Regions from separate parts of the Homo sapiens genome. Here region 1 is linked to region 2. Evidence: chromatin contacts called from ENCODE Hi-C or POLR2A ChIA-PET data. All regions are on one chromosome and are shown on one strand. Each heading gives the region's core, a stretch centred on a gene start or an enhancer-like site at or near the end of the contact. The rest is flanking DNA. Distances are from core to core; before and after follow the strand shown.

Evidence for each region. Hi-C counts contacts between places; a loop is a spot of excess contacts on that map. ChIA-PET counts read pairs that join two places held with the same protein, here RNA polymerase II (POLR2A). Pooled maps may share reads with other maps.
Region 1: a pooled map shows a loop between it and region 2 (4-fold over the local background). The contact joins two enhancer-like sites. A Hi-C loop is called at or near these places in 1 of 168 maps with a recorded cell type or tissue (IMR-90), 9 of 37 single-sample maps with no recorded cell type and 5 of 50 pooled maps. POLR2A ChIA-PET finds 5 or more read pairs at or near these places in 1 of 52 experiments (CD4-positive, alpha-beta T cell).

Annotation. Positions count from the first base shown.
Region 1 is chr6:5,470,098-5,474,717 of GRCh38, forward strand. All of the region lies in intron 4 of FARS2 (phenylalanyl-tRNA synthetase 2, mitochondrial), which reads left to right. Among named protein-coding and RNA genes, the nearest start is that of FARS2-AS1, 14 kb to the left of the region's middle. Within about 2 kb of position 2,639, at least 2 of the 41 ENCODE cell types and tissues checked have a DNase peak (open chromatin) inside an H3K27ac peak, as active enhancers do.
Region 2 is chr6:5,563,497-5,568,300 of GRCh38, forward strand. The region is part of intron 5 of FARS2 (phenylalanyl-tRNA synthetase 2, mitochondrial); the gene reads left to right. Among named protein-coding and RNA genes, the nearest start is that of FARS2-AS1, 110 kb to the left of the region's middle. Within about 2 kb of position 1,460, at least 2 of the 41 ENCODE cell types and tissues checked have a DNase peak (open chromatin) inside an H3K27ac peak, as active enhancers do.

The sequences.
Region 1 (4,620 bases), core at 1,389-3,888, 92 kb before region 2:
CACAACACCATTCCAAAAGGAGTTAATTTTTGATAAAGAAGCAGAATTTCTTTAATACAGTTGGCCCTCCATACCTGCAGGTTCTGCATCCGCAGACTCAACCAAGTGTGGATCAAAAATATTCAGGAAAAAAAATGCAAGTAAAAAACAATACAGTATAGCAACTATTTACATAGCATTTACATGGTATTATGTTTTATAAGTAGACGTAGAGATGATTTAAAGTGTACAAGAGAATGCGCATAGATTATATGCAAATACTATGCCATTTTATATGAGGGACTTGAGCATCTTCAGGTTTTGGTATTTGCAGGGTGTCCTGGAACCAGTCCCCTGCAGATATTGAGGGATGACTATACACTACCCAATTTCAGCTCTACACCAAACTCGTATTTCCAGATGTATACATGTTAAGTATCATCATTACATAATGGAAAAAAGAATAAGAGTAATATTCAGATCATTTTATTTTCTCCTCTGTAATTTTTTATTAGAATAACTAGTAACTATATGTAAGGCTCAAAGTGGATTTGTTCCGTATAGTTTGTGTAGTTCTGTATAGCGCATGGGACTGGGTTTGTTGCTACTAAACTGAAAAACAAAGTTGGAATCTAAGTCCTGTGTTTATTAAAAATTCCAAGAAAAACAAGGCTTTCTTTTTCATCTAACTTTTCTAGAAAATAGACAAATCAATGAGATCCTATAAGTATCATTGTCCTGGAAGAAGGTGAGTGGAAAGTAAAGAGACTCAATTTTTTTATCTTTTTAATATGTGTTCATGATACAAAATTGAGCACTCTGAATTTTCGCAGACCTTTCTCCCTTTGCTGTATTAACCTCAAGTACCTTTGAATAGTCTTGGTACAGGTATATTCTATTTATAACAGCCAGTCTATTATCTGGTTCTCTTCCTCTTCCTGTGTTCCTTTCTTCCTGCTCTTACTGATCAGAAAAGGCTTTCTAAGCTAGAGTGTGAGAGTTACATGTTAACAATAAGTGAACCCCACTGAGGGGTTTCAGCCACTGAGAGACTGACCCAGAAGCAGCAGTAGAGGGCGCTCGGCCCCTCATTTCATAATAGTGGAGCCTGCACCAAACGTCTTTCATTTGAGGAGCTAAAAATGAATTGCACGTATTAATTAAGTCTTGCCGAGGCCTTGTTAGTGATCCGGTGCTAAGCGCCTAAAATAAGTAGATCTTATTTTAATCTTGGGGAAACTGGGTATAAGAGGGAATTTCCTGAGACTCCATAGCAAGAGTCAGAATTTCAGCAAAAACCCAGGAATCCTTCTCTTACCTTTTCTTGCTCTGGCTAATATCCCAACTAGCCCTTCATTTACGAAGAACCAAAGGGAAACTCCAGGACTTTTAATTTCCTCTTGAATAATTCCTTTAATGAAGGACATATGAGATTTTTGCTTGAAGTAAATGTTACCAGCAACACTGTACCACCTATTTTAAAATTAATCCCTTTTGTTAGATAGCTATTCTAGTGGCTCTTTGCTTTTAACCAACAAAGGCCCTTAAGAAAAGGAAAATGAAAAATAAATAGCAGTCCTGGAATCCTATTGCCTAGTGTAGGCAGATCATATTCTGTATGATCTTGTTGGCTCATATTATGTGGTGATTAGAGCTGGGCTTCAATCAGCTGGATGATTCCCCAAGGCAGGGTCTTGTCCCACCAGTGCACATGGTGCGCCCCGTCTGACACCAGGGCGACTTGAGAATTGAGCCCAGGGAAGCTGCAGTGTGGTGCAGCAGATGCGTACTGGTGGTTGCCATGGAGATCGCTAATACTGCTGAAACCCAAAGAAAGGGCATTTGCCACAGCTCAGGAGCCTGCCTGAAAATGAATGAGAAACAAGTGGAATTCAGAATAGTCCCCCAGCTCCTTATCCCACATGGAGTTTTAATTTCCTTTTCTCCTCCTCTTCCTCTTCCTTTTTCAAAGAATAGATTGAAAACAAGGCTGTGTTATAAAGCATGCTCAGCCCCCTCCGACCTCATTGCTGCCTGACATATCCCTGGAATAGATGTATATTAATGACGACGCATGACTAATAGGATTGGGGCTGGGGGCTGGTGTAGTGGTGCTTCTGGAGCCTGTGGGCCGCATGTCACTGGGGTTTAGCAGGCACGCTGGGATTTGTCTGCAGCATATGCGCTGCTGTTAATGATTGAAAAATTACCACAACAATTAGTCATGGATCGCTGAAGGCAGGGCCCCCAAATGTGATGGACAATGTGATTAAATCCATGTATGTGACAATTAACTCTCCTGCAGGTTTATCCACCAAGGAGGGTGCCCTAGGGGTGAGAGCAAAGGGGAATGAGAAGGAGGAAAAATGGGAAAACAAAAAGGAGCAGGAGAGAATAATGCTGCAGAATGGATCAGATACAGCTGGCACTATTGGTTTTAATCTGATCCTGAATTAATCACGGTTTGATTAATCCTGGTTTTATTGCACCTTTCTGTTGCCCATTTATTTATATCTTCCTTAATTTTATAGAAGCATGACTGATTAAATTCTGCCCATTCTGTGTTTTTTAAATTTTAAAATCAGGTCTCTCCATTTAATGTGATGTCCTAGGTGGTCCAAGGTGCAATTATCTCGTAAGAGCTTAGCAGGCACCAGACATAGCATGTCATGAATCCCCTTATGTATCACAGCTGAGTAACCCAGAATAAATATTTGTTTGCTCAATATTCTGCCTAAGTAAAAAGAAGCCTTGTGATGTCAGTCTGCTTGTTTATTTGGGTGGAAGAAATAAGAATACACACCCCCGCAACTTTGTTAAATACAGAGAGCACACATTCAGTATATGTCACACACAAAATTTTGTGCATAAAGAAAAAGTGTGTTAATATTTGGATGAAGTATCTGCAAATATATATTCATGGCCTAAAAGGGTAATGTTTGCAGTCCATAGATATGTTCATACGTGGAATTATTTTTAACCAGTTTGTATTGTTCTTGTTTTGTTCTCGTTTAGATGTTACTTTTGGTGTTATCTATATTTGCATACCAAACACTACATTTAAATAATGCCAAGGAGGTTGTGACACGAATCAGCACAAGCAAAACCTCATGCTTTGTAACTCACGCATGTTGGATACACTGTGTGCATTAAGAATACCCTGCTCCTGGCCAGGCGCGGTGGCTCATGCCTGTAATCCCAGCACTTTGGGAGGCCGAGGTGGGTGGATCACGAGGTCAGGAGATTGAGACCATCCTGGCTAACACAGCGAAACCCCGTCTCTACTAAAAATACAAAAAAATTAGCCGGGAATGGTGGCGTGTGCCTGTAGTCCCCGCTACTTGGGAGGCTGAGGCAGGAGAATGGTGTGAACCCGGGAGATGGAGCTTGCAGTGAGCTGAGATTGTGCCACTGCACTCCAGCCTGGGCGACAGAGCGAGACTCTGTCTCAAAAAACAAAAAAAAAAACAAAAAAAAAAAACAAAAGAATACCCTGCTCCTGATTCAGGAGAGGGCATCTAAAGCTTTAGAAAACATTGAATTATATTTACATACATTGTTTTTCTTCTTACAGCATTCCTGAGGGTTATTCCATTGTTCTTGTTTAGGGTGAATTTGGTAGAAGACTCAGTTTTTTATTTGCAGGCTAAATTGGATTATCTTTGTTACTTGCATTTTTACCTGATCTACCCAGGCATATAAGGATAGATTTGTTTGTGATGTAGGCAGCGGTGTCTTTCAATATAGTAGAAAAAGAAAATAATCAGCATAAGCAAAGATCTCAGTGCACAGGCCACACAGAATGGACGCCGCCCTGCTGGATACCTTTACACCCTTGCATCCCTAGCTGCTGATATCACTGTGTTTTTAGAACACCACTCCAGAAACCCAGTCTATCCATGAATGATTTAGGAACCTCAGGATCCCTCCTGTTACCAAATTTGTGCTCTCCATGTAGCCTCCCAATAACCAGCCCTTCAGTTCTGTGAAGGCAGGAAAACACATCATTCATGAATGTCCTTCATACCCATCAAACTAAAGGACTGCATACTTCTCGAGCCATCATCACATTTCCGTTATCTCCAATGGCACATGCCGCTGTCTACATGTATTAATTTCTGCTGGGGCTTCAGTAACCAGGGCCAGCCAGCACGGTTTGTTCATTTGTTTGTTCATTAATGCATTATTTCATTTATTTATTATTGACATATGTTGGGCAGTGTACCGGGTACTTGAAGTGGAGATGAAGGTGGGACACAGGGAGACTCACAGTCCCAAATTTTATGCTGAAGGTGTGTTGTAGAGATAAGATATACAGTCATGCATCACTTAACAACAGGGATGCATTCTGAGAAACATGTTGTTAGGCAATTTTGTCGTTGTGTGAACATCATAGAGTGTATTTACACAAACCTAGATTGTGTAGCCTACTACACACCTAGGCTGTATGGTATGGTCTGTTGCTCCTAGGCTACAAACATGTACAGCACTTTACTGAATACCGTAGGCAATTGTAATGTGACGGTACATTTTTGTATATCTGAGCATATCTAAACATAGAAAAGGTACAATAAAAATACAGTACTGTTTTTTTTTTTTTTTTTGAGACAGTCTCACTCTGTCGCCCCGGCTGGAGTGCAG
Region 2 (4,804 bases), core at 210-2,709:
AAGGACCCCTTTTCCTACATCATTCCCCCTGTGGAGATGCCACACTAACTGCTGTTAGGGGGTTTTGGGGGATGACTCCTTCTGGCTACTTCCTGCTGAAAAGGGGTTTCGAATGGGGAACAGTAGCTAGGGCTCCTCCTGGGGTCGATCTAAGGATCCTTGGAAGAATGGCATGTCCATGTGTGTGTGGTTCAGCTTACAGCACCATTTGGAGTTTGATTGCTTCTTGGTGAGAAGAAACAATTTGAGTTATAGTATGGAGTATACAGGGTCCAAATACCAATACAAGATATATAAGCAAGAAAGTGCTTAATAAAGGGGTTAACCAATTCCATAAAGAAGACTGGAATTTATTAAAGAGAGATTGTAGCCCCTCAGGGCTGAGGCCGGCATTTTCCCTGAGCCTGTCAACAATTTTGACTTGATTTTTAAGTACCTGTAGATTTTCTTCTACTTTACTAGAGGTGTTAATCCAAAAGCAGCATGTTTCATTTAAAACTGCATTACTAAACCCAATAAAAAGTCCTAGCAGACTCAGTGATAGTAAAACTTTCATGCTTCCTTTTTGTCAACTATTATCCCTGCTGTAAGGGTAATAATTAAGCAAAATACTACAGCAATGGAAACTCTCTGTCCAATATTTCAGTTAGAAGGTGCTACCCTGTATAACCCTGTTGCAAATAGTAGAGTGAGGACAGCAATTCCCACAAGTGTGGTGTGGGTAGGTAATTTCCATCTAAAATTTTACTTGCTAAGATATAGAATTCTCCTTTGGGGGTCTATGAAGTTCCTTGGTTTTATTTTCCCAAACAAAGAAACCTCCGGGTTATGGGCACCTTACTCACTTTCATTACCCGGCAGAATTTGCAAGATAATTGCCCAGAACTAGCGTATTGATTCACATTTTTATGTTACCCATCCCTTTTTTTTGTTTGTTTCCAAGCTGCGGAAGATCACCACTTGATTCACAGGATCAAGCAGAGTTAGTCTAAAATGTAGGCAAAAAGCTTAAAAACAATGAATGAGACTAGGATTTAATGACAAATGTAAGATAAACTTTGGAGCAAAATCTTTTTCTCCAGTCCTCATTTTTGGTAAAAACTAGTTATGAATAAACTTTAGACTTAAACTTGACCTGATTATTTGCATAAAGTGCAGCAAGAATGGTTATTTTTACATAGACCTTTTGGATTGACTTTGATGAAACTGTTCCACAAGGAATTTCACATAAGACTTCTAAAGCCAAGCCCAGCCATGGGTTTGTGTCCTCTAATACCTGTGTGTTTGGTGAGCCTATCCTCTCGAGGTCCCAAGATAAACTTGGAGCTTCCAGACCTGTTAGAAAGTGTCATTCTTTACTGACCACAGGTTAGGAATCCTGTGCGGGGACTGTGCAGACAAGGCATGAGGCCAGTTCTTCCTAAGGGGCTTTTTTTAATTGGCTTTGCCTGTCACGCTTGATTCCTTAAAGGGAAACACACACTTTCAGTCAAAGCCTTGGTAAAATAACCAGTTTTTCCAGTTGTGTCCTGTTGATGAAGAAAAATGGATTCTTACTGCACTGATGCAAACAACTATATTGCCATAAGTTAAGAGTACTCACAGATAGTTTCCAAATTCTAGAGGAACCAGGCAGAGAAAAATAAACATGCTCCAAATTTTGTTTACAGGAGTATACCTTACTCAATTATTAAAGGCCATAAATAGTTTAAAATAACTTTCCTTGATGCTGAAAATCAAAACAAGGATCAGCAGTATTCCAAGCAAAAGTTAAAAAGGTTACTTTCACTTTCTGAGTGTAGTCCATTTAGTTAACTTTTGTTTTGCTTGAGATTTGTCAACATGTCAGTTTTTTATGAGCTCTGTACTTTCTTTATTTCAATATTACAATCTTTAAAGCTATTAAAAACCTGCATTTGAGAACACCTGTTAAAGTCCTTAATATAGCTTGATGATAAACTGTCTTTTGAGAAGGAACAAAGCAAGACAACAATTGTTTGTGAATGACAAATTTCCAGGACAGTTATAGTTAAAAATATGACTGACAAGTTTATTTATCTTCATGGTTTACAGTAACTTTACCATTAATTATGATTGATAGCATATACTTAGACATTAGCATTTTAGAAATCCCATACAATTTTGGAACATATATTAGTATTATTCACCAAAATATAACTTAAAGAAGATTGGACATCATTTCGGCAATCTCATGTGACTAAACATCTCAAATGATCCTGTTTACCTCTTTTCTGAATGTTTCAGGGGCCTTCTGAACTATCCAAAAAGCCAGGCATCATGAAGGACAATTTCCAGATTGCCGTAAATTATTTTGCCAAAATGATGACTCAAAAGGAAAAAACCTTTCATTAGCCTTTACTGTGACATGAAAATTTTGTGCAAAGCCAAATTTTACCCTTGCATTAGTTTATTAATGTTAACCCCAATTCGTTTACATGAAACCGTGTGGATTATTCCATCTAATCCTAACCAATTTGACCATGAGGTGAAATCTTTACAAACCTTTCATAACCCTTTTACTAAAGGGCAGATTAGTGTCTTAAGAGCTCCTTGCTATGCTTTTATTTTAATGCTTAATTTATGAGAAGACCATCTGGATGCTATGGGAGAAGACAGCGTAGTGCTTGTACCATGCATGTCATTACAAGGCAGCCCAAAGCCAATTGGCTTATTTTGTAATCAGCTCATGCCTGATGGGAGTCTCATCTCTCAGTCGGGAGTGGGGATGTTTCCTTATCTTCCAGGTGGTCAAGAGCATGCTTCTCTGATTTATAACTACTATCAGCCATCCCTTACAGTGTATTTTCTACCTAGTTATTACACACCAAAACTCTCACAATGCGAAGTAATTTCTGATACCCCCAAAACTCAAAACCATCAGATAACACAAGCAAAACAGAACAGAGCCGTTGATTTTGAGAGGGATTTAGCTCCTTTTAATTCCTGGGGTTTCATGAGGAAAACAGAGGATTTTCCCCAAAACAGGGTTTGTGATGCCTCCTCTGTTTTTCCCCAGAAGTCCCATACTACCAGAAGTTATTTTAGGGCCTTTTATGCATGCATTAAGAGTGGTAAGACACAAAATGGAGAAAAATAATTCAGTTAACTGAGAAGAAAAGAGCCTTTTTCCAGAAAAACAAGATTCAAGAAGAGAAAAACATGAAGGACTTTTAAATATACCTATAACTTGAGTATCTACTTTTAGTTAAGCTGGGCACTCTTTAAGAAAATCCTTTTAAATCCCTTGTTACTTGACTTTAGCCACACCAAGCATTTAAGATGTTCCGCTTTTGAACTTTACAAAAAGTCCCCTTACAGGTGAAACCAACAAGCCTTAATTAGGTTATGACTTAACCGTGAGTGTACAAGGTATTTTTAAAGGAGTGATAGGCAGCTTTTGAAACTGTCATTGCAAAACTGTCACTGAGACAGTGAAAGAGATTTGACCCAAACAACTTCATTTTGTTTCCAGCCCCAAAGCTGTCCTTGCCCATGTCTGGGCGTAGGCCGAACCAACTTTGGGAAGAGCTGGGTTTACAGTCTATAGTCTAAAACAGTCTATAGGTTTACAGTCTATACTCTATAGTGGCTACACCATTTAATATTCCCACCAACAGTGCACAAGTGTTCCAGTTTCTCCACATCCTCGCCAACGAGTTATTTTTGTTTATTTTAATAATGGCCATCCTAATGGTGTGAGGTGGTATCTCATTGGGATTTTGATTTGCATTTCTCTAATGACTAGTGATGTTGAGCATCTTTTCATGTAATTGTTGGCCATTTGAATATCATCTTTGGAGAAATGTCCTTTCGAGTACTTTGCGCATTTTTTAATTGAGTTCTTTGTTTTTTGTTATTTTTATATATTTTTAAAAGGAAATCATTTGCAAATGTGGCCATCGTATTGCTGCAAACAAATTGCTGCCAGTACAGATTACATTGTTAAGCATGATGGTTGAAAATATATATCACATTTAGACCATTACTGGCCACAAGGAACTGATATTATTTGATGTGGTTTTTGAGGTTCGTTCTTTGTCTTGCTGTTACTCTTCTAGATACATATCTATTTGTTGAGTATAGCCTGGTGTCATCACCCTAGGTCCTACATGTTAAGATTCCTAAGGTTCAGACAATAGATGGAGGATAAAGAGTTGATTCTAAGAGTCTTTTAAAATTCTGCCCATGTTTATGCATATATACGACATACAGTCAAATCCATCCCCAACATCATCTTTGAGTGTATGATGAGACAGAAGAGATCTGAAATTTAGAGGCCTTGGAATTATTTAGCTAGTCGCTAGCTATTTTCCCCTGGGTCACTCACCTGACTGTTCTGTCACTACATTTTCTCACTGGTAAAATAAGTTCAGATACTCTCAAAGGCCACTCCTTATTCTAGGATGCTATGAAAGTGAGTAGGATTTTCCTATCTCCTCTTCTGTGTACCTCAGATTGCATTGTTACTCCTGACATTCATCTTGACTTAATCTTGCCAGCTTAAAAAAGTTGTTGTGAAAAGAGATGAGTGTTTCTCTGTTGACTTGTGATTATGTGAACAGTGCAGAGTGCAAGCCCTCTCTCTGCTTCTGTCTGGTCTGTCTCTGTCCTTCCCCCTTTCTGTCTGTGTCTCTTGCTGTTTTTCTCTATGTGGCATTTTCTTTCACTCTGTCTCTTGTCACTCTTGTAATATGCGGTTCTGATTCACGTTCAACTGTCAACATAGCAAGGGGGAAATGGTCCCAGGCTGCATAAATCCACAATGGGAGTGATTTCTCTGCTC